Linked DNA regions of Mus musculus: region 1 is linked to region 2. The links are chromatin loops, found by intact Hi-C in ENCODE. Cell type or tissue: left cerebral cortex. All regions are shown on one strand. Each heading gives the region's core, and the rest is flanking DNA. Links, peaks and the distances in the headings are about the cores only.

What was found. Peaks named below come from ENCODE experiments on the same cell type or tissue, not always from the same donor. Only the 100,000 strongest peaks of a DNase experiment are listed, where the experiment ranks them.
Region 1: it touches region 2 in a loop (6-fold over the local background); 21 of 42 quality-filtered maps call a loop at or near these places.

The regions. Positions count from the first base shown.
Region 1 is chr17:25,506,529-25,511,895 of GRCm38, forward strand. No RefSeq gene overlaps it. Among named protein-coding and RNA genes, the nearest start is that of Gm33727, 9.4 kb to the right of the region's middle. In left cerebral cortex, for the core only: CTCF peaks have their summits at 1,460 (motif pointing left) and 2,521 (motif pointing right); DNase peaks (open chromatin) are centred at 1,463, 2,529 and 2,807; H3K27ac peaks cover 492 bases.
Region 2 is chr17:25,696,062-25,701,428 of GRCm38, forward strand. No RefSeq gene overlaps it. Among named protein-coding and RNA genes, the nearest start is that of Gm22645, 4.5 kb to the left of the region's middle. In left cerebral cortex, for the core only: a CTCF peak has its summit at 2,577 (motif pointing left); DNase peaks (open chromatin) are centred at 2,565 and 4,525.

The DNA of each region.
Region 1 (5,367 bases), core at 96-5,095, 190 kb before region 2:
AGAGACTGAGACTGACCTTCTTGAGTGTTCCTGCTGGTGACATTTGCTAACTGGGCCTAGGATGACAAGGATGAGTGAAGAGCTAAACATGGAGAGGATTGGTGGCATCCAATGTCCTGCCCTGCTGCTCCATGAAATGCAGACAGGGGCTCCCCAGGCCCTTCAGGAGGACACAGGCTTGAGGCTCCCAGTGAGGACCCCTGAAGCAATAGAAAAGGAATGGACAGGCCCACCTGTCCCTTCCAGAAGTAGGAATCGGAAAGCAGAGCTCTGAAGGCTTCAGGGTGGGTGGGGGAGGGGAGGGGAGGACAGACACCCCCTCTTAGGGCTGAGCCTTGACCTCTGCTCCCTCTAAACCAAGCAGGTAAAGGGGAAATGTTTGAAGCCCTGTGAGCTCGGAGGCCTCTGCATGCATTCTCACTGCGACCCATGTCAGGTTGACATTGCGATAATCATCTGGAGAGACAAATTACAACATCAGGCAAGAACACATTTCAGGCTCTACCTGCTTGGGAGAGGGAGAATATGGGCTCTTCATCAGTCCTGCCTCCAGAGACTCTGCTTACCCTTCCCTGATTCTCCTCTCCTCCCCTCCCCTCCCCTCTCCTCTTCTCTCCTCTCCTCTCCCCTCCCCTCCCCTCCCCCCTCCTCTCCTCTCCTCTCCCCTCCCTTCCCTTCCCTTTGCCTCTCCTCACCTCACCTCCCCTCCCCTTTCCTCCTCTCCTCCCCTCCCCTCTTCTCTCCTCTCCTCCCTTCCCCCTCTTCTCTCCTCTCCCCTCCCCTCCCCTCCTCTCCTCTCCCCTCCCCTCCCCTCTCCTCCCCTCCCCTCCCCTCCCCTCTCCTCTCCTCTCCTCTCCCCTTCCCTTTGCCTCTCCTTCCCTTTGCCTCTCCTCCCCTCCCCTCCCCTCTCCTCTCCTCTCTCTCTTCTATTTTTGAGAATAGTCTCATGTGTTTCAGGCTGGTCTGTAACTCACGATGCAGCTAAAGATGGCCTTGACTTTGGATCCTTCCACTTCCACCTTCTGAGTACTGAGGTTACAGGTGTGTACCAGTATACCCAGTTCATTTAAGCCCTCCCTTCAGGTCCGTTTGCTGGGACTCCCATCTGCCTTAGATCCCAGACTGGGTAATACCTGAGTTCCTGTGCTCCCAGCCCTGAGCTCTTTTTAGACCCTAACTGGGCAGCAAAGCCAGTGATCTTGGAGGAAAGTAGGTAGAAGAGAGGGCCTCAGAAAAAAGTGCAGAACTTACTGCAGCAAGTAAGTTCTCCGCCTTCATTTAGAGAAATGAGCTCACAGTGGATGCTGCATCCTGACTCTCATAGCTTTCCACTGGCTCCCTCAGCAGCATCTGTCCTCTGTAGGTCAAGAGGGAGGATCAAGGTCTAGACCCCAACCTGGCCCACAGGTTCTACTGCAGAAGCCCCCACCAGCTGGCCTTTGGTGCCATCTTGTGGTCCTAGTGGTCAATGCATGCAGCTGTATTCAGGACAGTTCAGGGCCAGTCTGGTAAAAGACTCAGTCTGCACGGGTGAGCCAGATCACTTCCCTTCCGGGTCCTTCCTGAACCAGTTGAAGGGCACCAGCTTCCAGGCCGTAGGCTGGGGAGTGGTTTCTGGTCACTCAGCACCCCCACAACCCTCTCATGTGCCCTGAGCCTTGATGCCCTCAATAACATGTAACTCTTTCAGAAGGTCCCCGGGGCAATTGCCACAGGGCCGCATAAGACCTCCTCAGTCCTTTGGTGTGCCTTGAGAAGCCCCGTGGCTCTCCCAGGCAGGCCTGCACCTGAGATTCAGCCTTGGTTTCTCTGTGCTCATGGCAGGAGGGATAAGGGCTCCTCTGCACTCTCCTTGAGAATCCACCCCAGAGGTACTTCCTCGGGTTGGCTTTGGGGAAAGGCTAGCCTTGTACCTGTCTGAGCTTAGCTTCAAGGGCAGCCTGGTTCCTGAGCTGCCTGCCTGAGGGGTTACTAATACTTCTTTACTATTAGCCTCTCCCAGCAGCCTCCTTCCTCGATTTCCCTTTACTCTGCCATCACCTTGCAAGACCATGGCCCCACCTCAGGCCTTGATCTCATTGCCTTTGCTGTTTCTACCATGGTAGGGCAAACTGGAGCCATGAGAGGGGCCTGTCTGACTCAGGGTGTATTGGTCAGCCCCCAGGGCAAAGCCTGTCCTAAGCCCAGAAGTGTGACGCCACACACTTTGTCCCTGTGAGGACATTCTTGGGATGCTCTGCTTGCTCTCTAGAGTTGAGCATGGTGTTCCAGACCTTCTTAGCATGTATGCCTGTCTAGGTTCCCTCAGTGGGCTTTACAGACTTCTCAGACCTACTTCTGGGGACCCTACTCCAACCAGCCTTTTCTCTGCCCCTGTACCACCTAAGCACCCCTAAGCCTCCTCCCCAGTGAAGGCATGTTCAGAGTTACCTCTAACACTCCTGTGTGCTGTCTCCCCCAGGCTGACATCTAGGGTTCATTTGCTCATTGAGAACAGACCAACATTGGCCAGTGGGGGGCGCTCACACAGTTCATAAAAGCACATTGTACAGCAGCATGCAATGATCTTATCAGTCCCCAAGATGAGGGGTGGGATCCTCAACATGACGCCTACTGCCTTATAGGTAGGGTTTCCCATGTTGTGCATGAAATCCCCACCTCAGGCCTAGTCCCAGATCCTTAAGGAGACCTTGGCCTTGTTGACAAGCTGCCCACGGTGCCCGTTTGGGAATCTGAACCATGCCAGGCAGGGGACAGAGATCTTCTGCCTCTCTGTGTTCCATCCCTCTCTCTCCTGGCTCTGCTGCCCAAGGCAAGTAGCCAGACCAGCAAACCCAGCCCCCCAGCAGCTGGCTGGCCACCCTCCAGGCAGCCCATGGACTCTGCTAGTCAGACTGACCACACCTGCCACAGCAGATGGCTCAAAATCCCCAAATCCCGGCAAACTAGCACTTGGTCCTTCAGTAGCCAGGGCAATATGTCCTTGGCTCAAGAGTTGGGCCTGTCCCTCGATGAAACGGCTGTCAGGGACAATGGCCAGGTGGGCAAGCAGATAGCATCCAGGATCCTGGGATGCTAGGGATGCCTGCTCCAGCCCCTTGTGGGGCTTTAGACAGGGTCTGTTGAGAGGGAGGAGACTTTGCAATATCAAGTAACATCTGGAAAGACCTGGGTCATCTCCTCTTAGCTTGTCCATTCCAGGACCTTGGGGCCCTATGTGACATGTGACTTGGGGCATGCTTTCAGTGGCCGGAAAGGTGAGGCTATATTTTAGTGGGAGCCACTTGACCAGATCCCAGCACCTGAACTACTGAATTTGCTATTTTATGTCTCTGCTGCTGCTGGCCTGGGTCTGGCCCTGCTTCTTGCTTTGCTAGATGCCAGGTAGTCAGAGCCAGAGAGGACAAGGAGGTGATGCCCACTACTATCCTCCCAGCACCCAGTGATACCCACTACCCTTCCAGGGCCCCAGCAGAGTGAGACTCCAGCTTCTTTCCATGCCTCACAGTGCAGAAGATAATACTGCATGGTGATCCATTACCAGGTTGGTATTCCTTCATTCCGAAAGCGTTTCCTGGGTGCCTACCGTGTGCTAGTGTATCTTTGTCTCTGGGGTGAACCCACCAAGGGGGGTCCACAAATAACAGCATGGTGCACACTAAGATATCCCTGAATGTTCACCCACCATGAAGTCTCTTCCAGCTCAGTCCTGCACACACCTGCTGGGCAATAGGCATCGCTCAATTGGGAAAACAGCAGCTGCCGTTGCCCATTGCCCAGAGGCTAGAGGAGGGATTTCCTAAGCAGACCAGCATGCCATGGCTTTGGTGTTGTCTTATAGAAGGCAGCCCCAAATGGGCTATGACTGGGGTCCCTGGGCCACATAGAGTGTAGGAGGTAGGTGTGAAGAGGGTAGTCTGGGGGGAGCCTGCAGTCTCTGTTCCTTCCCTCCTCACCTCCCCCAGCATCTGCAGCCACTGTAACCGATCCCCCGTGGGGGCTGCCTGGGCTTCAGGCTCTCCTGGCTCCCAAGCCTCCGGCCCAGCTGTTGCAGTGGAGGCCTTGTCTGTCCTTGGGGCCAACAGCTGCAGGCCCGGAAGAGCCCCCCCACCTTATCCCACCCCAGAGCAGGTGTGACCCCTACCCCAGTCCAGCCAGCCAAAGATGGATCCCAGGGGTGCAGAGCCCTGAACCTCATCCACTCGGCTCTGGGAGTCCTGGGCCAGCATGGGCTTAGGGCCTCAGGCCTGAGGGGAGCACAGGATCTGTGGAGTAGCATCTGCTAGAGCCACCAGGATGAGCACCAACTGCCAAGGGCTCACATGGCTGCAGTGTGTGGCTGGACACAAGAGCATGTTTCTTTTATGTCCAGATCCAATGGGGGCCCTGTCTCCATCAAGACCCTGATGGCCCGTGGCTGGTGCTCACTCCACATACCCAGCTACGGTCAGGTGAAGGGGCATTCACACCACCTGTGAGCGGTTCTCATCACAAAGCTGCTACTTCCCCTCCCCACCATGTTCCCAGCAACCCATTTTGCCCTTGGGGTGGCTAAACCTGTGTTCAGCCCTGGCTGGCCTTAGCCCACACAATATGATTGTCCATTTCACAGGCCTAAGGCTCCAAACTGGGACCTATCCCAAGTCTCCCTCTGACCTCTGTGCCTGTCTCTGAGCAATGATATCTTTCTCTGGCCTCTCCTTCCTCTTACCCCCTCCTTAGCCTCCTGGCCTCCCAATCCTTTCCCTGCCTCCTGAGCCTCTCCTACCTGCCTGACCTACTCACTATGCTGCTGCCCTCTCTGACCCCTGACCTCCCAGTTTCTGCCAGGCTCCGCCATCATTGCCTAGCACAATTCTTCTAAAGATGGAGCCCGCTCCCTTGCTGGACCCAGGCATGCTGCAGTGGGAATGGAGGGGTCAGACAGGGTTATGGATGGAGACCCTTGTACAGAGAAGCTGGGAGTCCTGGCATGCTACCCTCCTACTTCTGGTTCTTGCACTAGGGTAAACTACCCCCTACATTCAGCTCCATTGGAACCATTAAGTGGAAATGGGATTTTTTGCGGGTGTTACAAACAGAGCTGAGATCGTGTAGGATCAGGTGGTTCCAAATCCAGTTATAAATTTCCCCAAGGACAACTGAAGGAGAGACTGGAGCAACATGGCCACAGGTCATACACTAAGATTCTGGGACAGTCCCCTCCAGGCTGGCGGGGTCAGCTCCATTGAAGCTTGGGTTTGGGTGAGTGCCCTCCTGACCTGGGAGAGACATGCTCCTTCTATTGCACTGCCCAAGCAAGGTAGCCCCAGGACCCTTGCACAGGCTGTGCCGGCATAGGTAAGGCAGAGATCTGGGGCAGCTGTG
Region 2 (5,367 bases), core at 129-5,128:
ATTTTTTTTAATTAAGAAAAGAAAGAAGGGGGCTGGTGAGATGGCTCAGTGGGTAAGAGCACCCGACTGCTTTTCCAAAGGTCTGGAGTTCAAATCCCAGCAACCACGTGGTGGCTCACAACCATCTTGTAACAAGATCTGACTCCCTCTTCTGGAGTGTCTGAAGACAGCTGCAGTGTACTTACATATAATAAATGAATAAATCTTAAAAAAAAAAAAGAAAAAGAAGGAAGAAGGGGAGGGTGCCAGTCCAACCAGTGGGACAGAGGTCAAATGAGGATTGTGTCCCAAGGACTTGATGCCCTGGATAGCCCAGGGCTCCAGGGGTCTTGTTTCTCTGTGCCACAGCCTAGCACAGCCAGCCAGGCAGACACAACAGCTGGCCTGCCACATGGACCAAAAAATGAGGAACAGGTGTGGAGGGGAGGAGACACTGGGCTTCTTCCCTGGAGCTCAAAACTGAGGACATGAGCACCTAAGCTGAGTCTTAACTCCTGTAGGACAGTCACAGGAGAAATCCAAGGCCACACAGTTTTGAACAGCCACCTGGCTTCCTGCTCCACTCAGAGCAAAGGGCACACAGTCTGTGTGGTACGGATGGAGTTACTTTCTATATCACTTCTGTTGCTTCACTCTCCTGAGGGCTCCACTCCTCCCTCAGCCCATGCTGGGGCTGCTCAGCTCTCCTCCCATCCCCCTCCCCTCTGGAAACAAGAACCTTCCGGTTCTCAATAGGGGAGGGCAAAGGGTCCCTGAATCCAGAGAGAAACCTGACAAAACCTGCTGGGGTCCTCCTCAAGAGAAGCCCTGCAGGAGCTTGATTACTGACAGTTGAGCGGTGTCCTGGGTGGGACCTGAGGTGGAGGAATGGCACTGGATAGCATCTGAGGGGATGTGACGAGGAACCCACGTAGCTTATAAAGATGCCCAGGGTCAGGGTCCAATCACTCCAGCAAGAAACAGGAGAGCAACATTGAACCTGAATAGCTAACCCAAGTTTTCTGTAAATCAGATGCTGTTAAGGAGGAAGAAGAAGAGAAGGAAAGAGGAGGAAAGGAGGAAGAGGAGGAAGAAGAGGAGGAAGAAAAGGAGGAGGGAGGAGGAGTCCTCTAAGGCTGGAGCTGCCATTCTCTGGTAAATGCCTTTATTGCACAAGCAAGACCCTGAGTTCATCCCCAGCACAGGGGACTATTAATTTTTTGGTGTTAGGGATGTTACCCAAGGTCTTGCTAATGCCAGCTTTTAATTCTTTCCTGAGCAACAGGATTCTCTATCATCATACCAGCACAGACTGTCCATACCACAACATGGAAAGACAATCTCTTGTTATGGGCTGGTTGAGTCCCGGGGAGCCAAGGACAGAGCTCCCAACTGGGCCCCTACCTACAGATGCCTCTAAGGAGTTTTCTGGCACCGTATCCTGGGGTCCAAAGACCTGGGCTCTGCAAGACAGAGAATGAGCAAACACACCTTTAATCCCAGCACTCAGTAGACAGAGGCAGGTGATCTCTGAGTTCAAAGCCAGCCAGGTCTACAGAGTGAGTTCTAGAACAACAAGGACTACACAGAGAAACCCTGTTTGGAAAAATGCAAAACTGAACAAAAACAATACAAAGAAAGTAGAGGAGGAGGAGGAGGAGGAGGAAGAAGAGAAGGAGGAAGAGGAGGGGCCAAGTATGCTCGCTTGCAGCCATGCTGATTACAAACAGAATTCTCTAAGCTAGTCTCACCCAAGGAATATTTAGTAACATCCTACCCCTCTGTCCTCAACCAAGAGGACTGAGACGATAGGCCGGGGAGGTAGTTTAGTGGTTAAACTCTTACCGCTCTTCCAGAGGACCCAAGTTCAGTTTCCCATGCCCACCTCAGTTGGCTCACAACTTTAGCTCCGGGAAAACTGATGCTGTCTTCTGGCCTCCTTAGGCACCTGCATGCATGTACATCTAACTTTATCCAGGTGCGCGAGCGCTCGTGCACACACACACACACACACACACACACACACACACACACACACAGATTTAAAATGTAAACAAGCACACAAACAAAAATAAAACATGTTAAAAAGTGGGGGCTTGTGAGGGGGGGCACAAGCTTATTGCCAGGCACGCAGGAAGGATCTCTGACGTCAATTCTCAGTTGTGCCTGGCTGTCGCAGAGACCTTTCAGGAAGATCTTCCAGAGGCCCAGAAAGAACAGGTAGTCTCTGTCCTTGAGGGTGTTAATGGAATGTTCCAGAAGTTTCATGACTACAGAGAAGCAAAGAGAAAAAGTTCTATACAAACCAAGTGTGGCCCGTTTCCCAGAGAAGCTTTTAAGTAAACATCACTGTTTTTGTTAGAATGTTATGCTACTGTCCAAGTTGCTATTTTAAAGAGATATTTTAAAAACATTCCTTTCCATTTCTAATAGACTGAATACTCACCAAAACTACCCACATGTCAAACATTCACAAGTTTTAGGATTATGAAGGAGTCCTGAGACCAGACTTTGTGAGGCGTAGGACCACACTATAAGGCTTCCAGAGCATTCGGAACTGGGAGTGTTAATCAATGGGTCTGAAGCGCCATCTAGTGGCCATGGTAAATGCAAACGAGTACAGAGCCTGGGTCATCAAAGAGATTCAAACACCAGCCCCTAGGTCAGAGACCACACCAGCTGCACAGCAAGGTATCCACTGGGCACTGCCAGTACCTAAAGCTGGTCTTCCAATGTGACTTCCCCTTCTATGCCACGGGATCCTAAGCAGCCTCCGTGTCTCCACCAGAAGATGCCTCCAGCCGTCCTCTGATGCGGAATCTTCAGGCTGAACGGAGTTCCTTAGGAACAGAACCACCCATGTAAGAGCCATTGTCGATCCCAATGGTAGAACTGTGGGTGTCTCCATTCTGTGTGCTTATTTCTTGCTTTGGGGGTCTTTCTGGATGGTCTGCCTCTCTGAGACTTCTCTGACAGGTCTGGGGCTGTTTGGTGTCTACAGTTTTTTCCAGCATATCCTCATATCTCTTCTCATCATGTATTAGCTCCTTGTGCTTCTCCCCTCTCCGGCCCTTGCACCGGCACCAGCTCTGGGCATCTTGCCCATGTAGAGCATCTCTTCTTTCCACATCTTTGGTCCATCCTTCTCATCTCCCCCACTGTGGTCAGCTTTACTCATCTCCTACTCTCAAACCTATGGCAATGTGGAAATCAGAGACAGTCTCATTGCGAGTGTGTGCCTGCTGCTGTGTCTTAGATGCTCTTGCCCCTATACCTCCCTGGGACTTGAAAACACAATGTTTCAAGGTTGCCTTCACCTTTCTCCTTGGCTGGAAATTACCCATGTGCTGGCATGAGGGCTATCCTCAAGTATGGCTGCCTCCAATGTCAGGGTATATTTGATTATTCTTTTCTGTGTCTTCTGGGCTAAGTGGAGTGGGATCTCAGGTAGAGACAGTTGAAGATTACCTTAGATCAACCTCAAGGTGTTGCTAGATCAACAGCAGATGACCTGGGCTAGTTCAGTTTGGATATGCAGTACATCCCCCACCCCACCTCACCCCACCCCCGTCCAAAGGCTCAGCTTTTGAAGATATTGTCCCCAGTGCAACGTCCAGAGGTAGAGTTTTTGAGGGAGCAACTGAATTGTGAGGGCTCTGACCCTTAATGCTTTCAAGGATTTGTAATTTGATGGCATTCTTGAAAGGGGCCTCAGTACAGGAAGTGGATCACTAAATGTGTGACTTTAAAGGGTATATCTGATTCCACAGCATGTATTCTTTCTCTCTGCTTCTTGGGTAGCTCACTCCACCACGTGCTCCCAACGGTGTTCCTGACCATGGTCCTCGGCAGCTCACTCCACCACGTGCTCCCCACTGTGCTCCCGACCATGGTCCTCGGCAGCTCACTCCACCACGTGCTCCCCACTGTGCTCCCGACCATGGTCCTCGGCAGCTCACTCCACCACGTGCTCCCAACTGTGCTCCAGACCATGGTCCTCGGCAGCTCACTCCACCACGTGCTCCCCACTGTGCTCCCGACCATGATCCTCGGCAGCTCACTCCATCACGTGCTCCCCACTGTGCTCCCCACCATGGTCTTCTGCAGCTCACTCCACCACGTGTTCCCAACTGTGCTCCCCACCATGGTCTTCTGCAGCTCACTCCACCACGTGCTCCCAACTGTGTTCCTGACCATGGTCCTCGGCAGCTCACTCCACCACGTGCTCCCCACTGTGCTCCCGAACATGATCCTCGGCAGCTCACTCCATCACGTGCTCCTCAGTGTGCTCCCCACCATGGTCTTCTGCAGCTCACTCCACCGCGTGCTCCATAGTGCTCCCGACCATGGTCCTCGGCAGCTCACTCCACCACGTGCTCCCAACTGTGCTCCCCACCATGGTCCTCTGCTGCTCACTCCACCACGTGTTCCATATCGTGATCCTCTGCCTCAACACAAGCCCACAGCAATGGTGCAAATGACTAGACAGAAACTTCTGAAATCATGCACCCAAACAAACATGTTCTCCTTTTAAATCACTACACCCACAAAAGCCCCAATCTGGAGGAATGGAGGCTGGTGATGTAGACAGGCAGTTTGTCTTAGTCGGGATTTCTACTGTTGTGACTGAACATTATAACCAAAAGCAGCTTGGGAGGAAAGAGGTCTCTTACATTCTCATTACATTCTCTTACATTTCCACAGCAGGGTTCACCTTGGAAGGAAGTCAGGACAGGAACTCGGAGGCAGGAGTTGCTGCAGAGACCAGTAAGGGTGCTGCTTACTGTATTGCTTTTCATGGCTAGTTCAGTCTGCTTTCTTATGCACCCCAGGATCACCAGCCCAGAGATGGCACCACCACAATGGGCTGGGCCCTCCAACATTAATCACTAATTAAGAAAGCACGCCATAGGCTTAGCTACAACCCAGTCTTATGGAGGCATCTTCTCATTTGAGGTTCCCTCTTCTCCCATGATTCTAGTGTATGTCAAGTTGACATAAAACTAGCCAGCACACAAGTTTACTACCAGTGCCTGAGGCTGAACCCCCAGTGTAGCCCCGCTGCCTCCCTTCACCGCTTCTGGACTCATTCTCGTGACACAGAGAGTATCCCCATTTCAGGAACCACCTGAGGATGGAACCAGCCTGTAGCACTTGCGGACACTCTCAGAAACAAGTTTCTTGGGCTGGAGAGATGGCTCAGAGGTTGAGAACACGAACTGAGTTCAATTCCCAGCAACCACATGGTGTCTCACGACCATCTATAATGAGATCTGGCGCCCTCTTCTGGCATGCAGGCACATGTGCAGGCAGATACTATGTACATAATAAATAAATCTGAAAGAAAGAGGGAGGGAGGGAGGGGAAGAAAGAAAGAGGGTTTTTGTG